Regions from separate parts of the Homo sapiens genome. Here region 2 is linked to region 1. Evidence: chromatin contacts called from ENCODE Hi-C data. All regions are on one chromosome and are shown on one strand. Each heading gives the region's core, a stretch centred on a gene start or an enhancer-like site at or near the end of the contact. The rest is flanking DNA. Distances are from core to core; before and after follow the strand shown.

Region 1 (3,251 bases), core at 711-3,210:
ATCCCTTGATCCCGGGAGGAGGAGGTTGCAGTGAGCTGAGATCACACCATTGCACTCCAGCCTAGGCAACAGAGTGAGATTCAGTATAGAAAAAAAAATTATTTTTTAAAAAAAGGTAATTAAGGTAAAAGGAGGTTATTAGGGTGGGCCCTAATCCAATCTGATATGCATCCTTATAAGAAGAGAAGGACAAAGACAGACAGACAGAGGGAAGACCATGTGAAGACACAGGCAGGTCTCAGAAGAAACCACCCCAGCTAACACCTTGATCTTCGACTTTTAGCCTCCAGAATTAAAAATCAGTTTTGGTTATTTACTTATTTATTGTTTTTTGAGACAGGGTCTCACTCTGTCAACCAGTCTGGAGTACAGCCTCCGTCTCCCAGGCTCACTGCAGCTTTGATCTCCCAGGTTCAGCAATCCTCCTGCCTCAGCCTCCCACATACCTGGGACTACAGGCATGTGTCACCATGCCCAACTAATTTTATAAAATTATTTTTTGGAGAGACAGGATCTCACTATGTTGTCCAGGCTGGTCTCAAACTCCTAGGCTCAAGTGATCCTCCTGCCTCGGCCTCCCAAAGTGCTGGGATTACAGGCATGAGCCACCGTGCCCAGCCAAATTTTAGTTTTTGAAGCCACTCAGTCTGTAGTACATTGTTATGGCAACCCTAGCAAACTAACACACTACTCCTTGCAGGATGTTAGTTGCCCACCTTTCTCCTGCAACTCGTGGCTTTACAAGGTTGAGAGCAAAGTCCCTTGAATTAGGGTTTTGCTTCCCGCCTCTGCCCTATTGTTTACTCATAAGAAGAGCATTTGGGATGCTTTGCTGTTTTGTTCCAAGTATATATTCTGTTTATAAAACTTAGGAGTATAAGGAGTATCACCTTTTCTCTTTTTCTTTCTTTTCTTTCTTCTTCTTTTTTTTTTTTTTTTTTGATGGAGTTTCACCCTTTGTTGCCCAGGCTGAAGTACAGTGGCACGATCTCCGCTCACTGCAGTTTCCACCTCCTGGGTTCAAGCGATTCTCCTGTCTCAGCCTCCTGAGTAGCTGGGATTACAGGTGCCCACCACCATGCCCAGCTAATTTTTGTATTTTTAGTAGAGATGGGGTTTCACCATGTTGGCCAGGCTGGCCTCGAATTCCTGACCTCAGGTGATCCACCCACCTCGGCCTCCCAAAGTGCTGGGATTACAGGCATGAGTCACCATGCCTGGCCTCATTTATTTCTTTAAAACAGCTGTAATCTGCTCCAAACCTCATCCCTCCTGATTGACCAGAAAGTCAATTTCAGTCATACTTGAGGCTCCCCATTTCAGATTTGTGCAAAAATCCTGGAGGTCTTATAGAGGCTACAGCATTTAGGGAAGGCCTTCTGACCTGGCCTTCAGTTTCTCTGGTCTCTTTTTGTTACAGTAGGTAGCAAAAAGCAGGTAGCTCATGTCTGCTAGTCAGACATGAGCAAGGCAGGATAGGCACCCCTCCACCCCCACCCCCACCACCCACACACACACCAGGAATGTTAGGCAATGATCAGGTGATGGTCAGGTGACTGTTAAACTGTCTTGTTAAAATAATAATTGGTTTCAGCCAGAGCCAGGGGAAGGCTTTCTCCCAATAAACAGAAACACCTGAAACTGGTGATCAGCAGCTTCCTGATCCCAGGAGCTGGGTAAGTGGGCTCAAGTATGCACATTACAAGGCAAAATGGCAAAGCTTAACTGGTATATGACCTTTAGAGACATTTGACTGGCAAGGGAAGAATGTCTCAAGTGAACATGTGTACAATTCCAGTAAACACACTGTGCGTGCTCCCCGCCCCAGCACTAGCAGGCCACTGTGCATGTGGACAGCCCACCCCAAGGGAAGAATCAGGGGATAAGGGACACAAAGCCCCAGAAGTATGCCAGCGTCTAAAACCCCAAGTCAAAAGGTCAAAACTGCACACTTGATCTCTCAAGTCACCTTCTTGGCCCTCTTCCAAGCGTACTTTCCTTCCTTTCATTCCTGCTGTAAAGCTTTTTAATAAACTTTCACTCCTGCTCTAAAACTTGGCTTGGTCTCCTTTTCTGCTTTATGCCCCTCAGCTGAATTCTTTCTTCTGAGGAGGCAAGAATTGAGGTTGCTGCAGACCATTATGGATTCGCTGCCATTAACCTGTTTATCTGTTTATTTTCCAAACTTCTATGAGTGCTTAAAGGGAGCAATGTCATGGCTTTTGTGCCATGCTTGGACAGGAAGGTCTTTGCAATACCCTTCCCTCCTGTTCTAGGAGAAGCCTCAAAACTCTTTTCCTTTGGCTGCTTCTGTCTCCCCCTCCTCCACCCTAGCTTCAATGTCCTCTAATTACATGACACGCCAACAAAGTTCTCTTGGCCTGGAAAATGCTGTTCACCCTTCTCCCAAAGCTCCCCAAGGCAAAGAACACAAGACCTGGTTAACTTTTTGGTAGCAATTTGCAGAAACATTTAGAGCAATAAAAATGGAGCCAAAATTAGTATCTTCACAAGTCACCCTGCTTTGTTTTGATGGAGTGTAGGGAAGCCACTACACTCTCCAAGCCAGATTGCTATCGTGGAACAGCTGGAATTCTGTCACAGATGGGGCAAGAAGAACTCAGCTGGCATTTCCTCTGAGTTCAGGTTCCTGTGGGGAACAAACACAGCTCTACAGATGATGGCTGCTGGCTTCGATTCCTTTCCGTGCCCAAGACTCTCAAGCAGCTTTTTTCGACCCGGGAGTTAAGTCAGTACAGCCAGATTTAGCTTTCTCCGCAGGTTTCATAACAGATAGAACAAAACCGGGATATCTCCCTGCCCACCCACAGGGGATGGGAAGAACTCTGTGACAGGTGTTCCACAGCCATTCGCCTCCTGTTGACACCTCCTCACCCTGTGGCTGGAGGTGGAAAGGGAAACAAAAAACGTGAATTCCAGGGTGCAGGGCAGCCACTTTCTGAGAAATGATTAGGACCCCAGAGAGGAGGAGTGCTCAGACTCTGAGCATCTCATTAAAAAGGATCAGTCTGCTACTGTGGTGCTGGAGCTGGGGTGATGCGGGTGGCTGACGGCTCACTGCGGGCAGTGAGGGGCGGGTGACCATACTCAGACTCTGCATGTCCTTCATATGCAAAATGCCTTCATTTAAGTGGCTCCCAGAAATCCAGCCTTTTGCAGGAAGGCTTCTAAAGCCTTTTAGGAAAAAAACAAACAAAAGAACTAGTATCCCTCCTGCTAGATTTAGATTT
Region 2 (3,465 bases), core at 802-3,301, 430 kb before region 1:
AGAGGCTGCTGGAGCCCACACATCAGTCTTTGATAAACACTAGCCACTCCCTCTTAGAAACATAAGCTGTTTAGTCTCTGCCAGTTGCCTGGTAGCTAGGAGCGAATCCTAAGAGCTATGTGCCCCCAGGGACTGACTGTATGACCCAGCCTTGTGACTTCAGATGGAAGAAAAGCTAATATCATGCAGGAGAGCACCTTTTTCTCTCATGTCCAATCTCTGAGGCTCTCTGCGTTGAAAAGTACCCCGGAGGTGGGCCTGCCCTGAGGAGAAAAGTAGGTGGGAAGGCATGGCCAGATATTCCACATGTGGGGCTCAGGAGGCTAGGGCAGTGTTGCCCCAAAGCCTGGGATCTCTCCTTGGCAAGAGGGACTAGAATCCTGGTAGGATAAATGCCCGTCTGTGAAGAGGAACTACTGAGAGGGGCCTATAGAGGAAGGTGGGCTTTACACTACCTACCTGCCTGGGTATGAGCAGAGGGAGTGGAGATAGAGGGCTGATGGTGCAGAGGGCAGACCTGACGTACGGGAAGCACAGTCCTGACAGATCCTGCAGGGAGGGCTACAACAGCAACCCCATGTGATTGCAAGAGGATTGGGAGGACGCTGAGTTTATGAAAGCTATTTCTCTCCTCCTTCCCCCCACCCTCACTCATTACACTCTTCTCTCGGTTGTCTCTTTGCTGTGGCTCCTCACACGTCATAGACATGCCCCTGTGTCTTTGTTTGGGCTACCCTAAAAGCAGATCCTGAGCTGGGAGACAAGCAGGGCTGACATCCATTAGGCACAGTGCCGAGGGCCCACAGTGCTTTTGGGGGCCCATGGAAATGTTTTAATTTCTTTGTAGAAACAAAACAATATATAATATTTTTAGATTAAGAAATGCTTTAGTACTGGCTGGGCACGGTGGCTCAAGCCTGTATGGGAAGCCAAGGTGGGTAGATCACTTGAGGCCAGGAGTTCGAGAGCAGCCTGGCCAACATGGTGAAACCCCGTCTCTACAAAAAATACAAAAATTAGCCAGGCATGGTGGCAGGTGCCTGTAATCCCAGCTACTCAGGAGGCTGAGGCAGGAGAATCGCTTGAACCCAGTGGGCAGAGGTTTCAGTGAGCCAAGATCGTGCCACTGCACTCCAGCCTGGGCCACAGAGCAAGACTCCATTTCAAAAAAAAAAATGCTTTACTACATAATATTATTATGTTCATCTTTATACAAATGCAGCCATAAAATATTTTTGTATTTTTTAATTTTTGTTTTTGATGAAGGGCTCATGGCCGCGAAGGCCAAAATGCCTAAAACCCACAAAAGTTACAATGTAGCCCTAGGTACAAGAACTGTGTTAAGTGCTTTATATAGTACACGTTATATAAGTCCTCATAATGGTCCTGTTGTTCCCCTCATGTAACAGGCAAAGAAACTGAGGCTTAGAGAGGTTGAGTCACTTACTCAAGGCCCCATCTAATGGGTTGGGGAGTTGGAATTCCAGCTACCTCTTGCCTGACTCCATAGTTCTTGTTCTTCCCCATGGTCTGCAGAAACCTGAAGGACTTGGCGGCAGGAAAAATTTGGTGGGGAACATGTGTCTTCTCTCTTGCCTGCTCTGATTTCTCAGGAGCAGGACCCAGGAGGGCATCCGAGCCTCTGGCAGCTGAACCTCTGCAAACAGCAGTCACAGTGCATTTCTGCAGGCTCTTGGAGCTGCTCCCTCTGCCTCGGCCAGATGCGAATTTGTGGCTTTTCCTTCTTGGCTCCTTTCCCCAGGTTTTCATTCCTTTTATTCTGGGATGGAGCTGAAATTTTTCCAACAGGGCCCATGGTGGACACCCAGAAGTCAGTAGGGACTCCAAAAGGAAGTTAAGGCCGGGGAAGGGGGCCAGGAAGAGGGAGACCAGCCTAAAGTACACAACACTCAATTCTTCATTACTCACATGTGGCCTGACCGCTGGTGGACTGGCTCCAGGAAAATCTGAACCCTGGGCTGAGCCTCCCCGCCGGCTGGCCAGGACAGACCTGGATGCCCTCCACCCTCCAGCCAAACTTATTTTTTTCATATCATAGCTGCAGAATATTCGGACCCTCTAGTCCCAGCCGCCCAGTGAACTTGAGCTGTGTGACCTTGAGCAAAAGGCAAAATGTTTCTGATTTTCAGTCCCCTCATCTGGAAAAGGAGGAGGCTGTGGGACATGATGATCTTTGAAAGTCTAATAATGAAACAAACAGAAAACCTGTGCTTCTAAGTTGGTGAGTCTGGAAAGGTACGTCTGTTGCTTAGGAAAAAAAGTCCCAAATCCCAAAGAGCCCCTTTTGGCAAGTGTTGTACTTAAGACAATCCGGGCGCTGCCCCTCCTGAGGCGGGGGGGACTCGAGGACCGGCTTTAGCAGAAGTTCCTCCCGCAGAACAACTCGGACGACGACGCCTCGGAGGATCCGGGGAGCTTTGGAGGAGGCGATGGCGGAGCAGGGCGGGTGGCAGCGCAGGCGTGGGAGGGACAGGTGGCCCGTTCGCGTCAAGTCAGGGCGCCCCCTCCTGGGACACCTGTGCCCCGCCTAGTCCCAGGGCCCAGTCCCGGGGCAGACACTGGCCGAGCCCGGAGCCTCTTCGCGTCCCCTCCCACCCAGACCAGGCCGGCGTTTCCCCCGGGCCCCCGCGCGGCTCCGGCCCGCGGAAGTCGCGCGTTCTTTCTTTCCCCCTCGTTAGTCGAGCTGAAACCTGATCGTGGAAAGTCTGGGGCGGGTGTCAGACCCGGCCAGCTCTGGCTCCCAGCGCCTGGGGCGATTCCTGCTGGAGGAACCCGGGCGGGGCCCGCCAAGGGGGCAGGAGGTCGGACACCTCGGGAACAGGCCTCTTTGTCTCTGTGCGGGTGAGGGGCTGGCAAAGCGGGAGAGGGAGTTAATTGCAGGGGCGGGGAGTGGTGGGGGGGCTGGGTAAGCCGAATGACACCTGACAGCTCTGCGAGAGCCCCCCAACCCCCGCCGCTGGGGGGTGGTCCTCCTAATCCCCTTCGCAAGAGGAAGCTAATTGCTGCAGCCAGAGAAGGCAGGATAAAAGCGAGCGGGCACCCACACCCACCAGGCCCGGAGTCTTGCTATTTGCTGCTAAATTAATATATTACCTAATGCAGAAACCACGTTAAGAACTCCAGCTTTCGGCTCCAACAGGAGCTTCTGATGGGTTAAAGGCAACATCTTGCTTTAATTCCCCCCTTTTTCCCATCCTCCCCCCACTCCCCACCACCACCAACTACAAATGTCAGAAATAAATTATTGAAACCAGATGTAAGGTTTTTGGGTGCACATTTTCAGGCAGTTGTGCGCTAACAGATGCCTTGTATTAATAATGTACAGTTGTGACAGGAAATATGGTTTAGAGTCCTGGAAAAACATGAAAGCTAATTCCATTACCCCTTTTCATGGTACCCAGTTCTTCTCAAATGTTCAACTGGTTTGGATTACAGTGAAATTCT

What was found. Hi-C counts contacts between places; a loop is a spot of excess contacts on that map. Pooled maps may share reads with other maps.
Region 2: a loop to region 1 is called in a map of ovary, with 3 times the contacts of the local background. The contact joins the promoter of LINC02602 here to the enhancer-like site in region 1. A Hi-C loop is called at or near these places in 8 of 168 maps with a recorded cell type or tissue (Right ventricle myocardium inferior, cardiac septum, colonic mucosa and 5 more), 1 of 37 single-sample maps with no recorded cell type and 6 of 50 pooled maps.

What each region holds. Positions count from the first base shown.
Region 1 is chr1:209,862,645-209,865,895 of GRCh38, reverse strand. No RefSeq gene overlaps it. Among named protein-coding and RNA genes, the nearest start is that of UTP25, 36 kb to the right of the region's middle. Within about 2 kb of position 1,960, at least 2 of the 41 ENCODE cell types and tissues checked have a DNase peak (open chromatin) inside an H3K27ac peak, as active enhancers do; they include thyroid gland, where a contact is called at or near this core.
Region 2 is chr1:210,291,735-210,295,199 of GRCh38, reverse strand. LINC02602 (long intergenic non-protein coding RNA 2602) reads left to right here and starts at 2,051. Exons shown (of 2, transcript NR_183451.1): 1 at 2,051-2,256.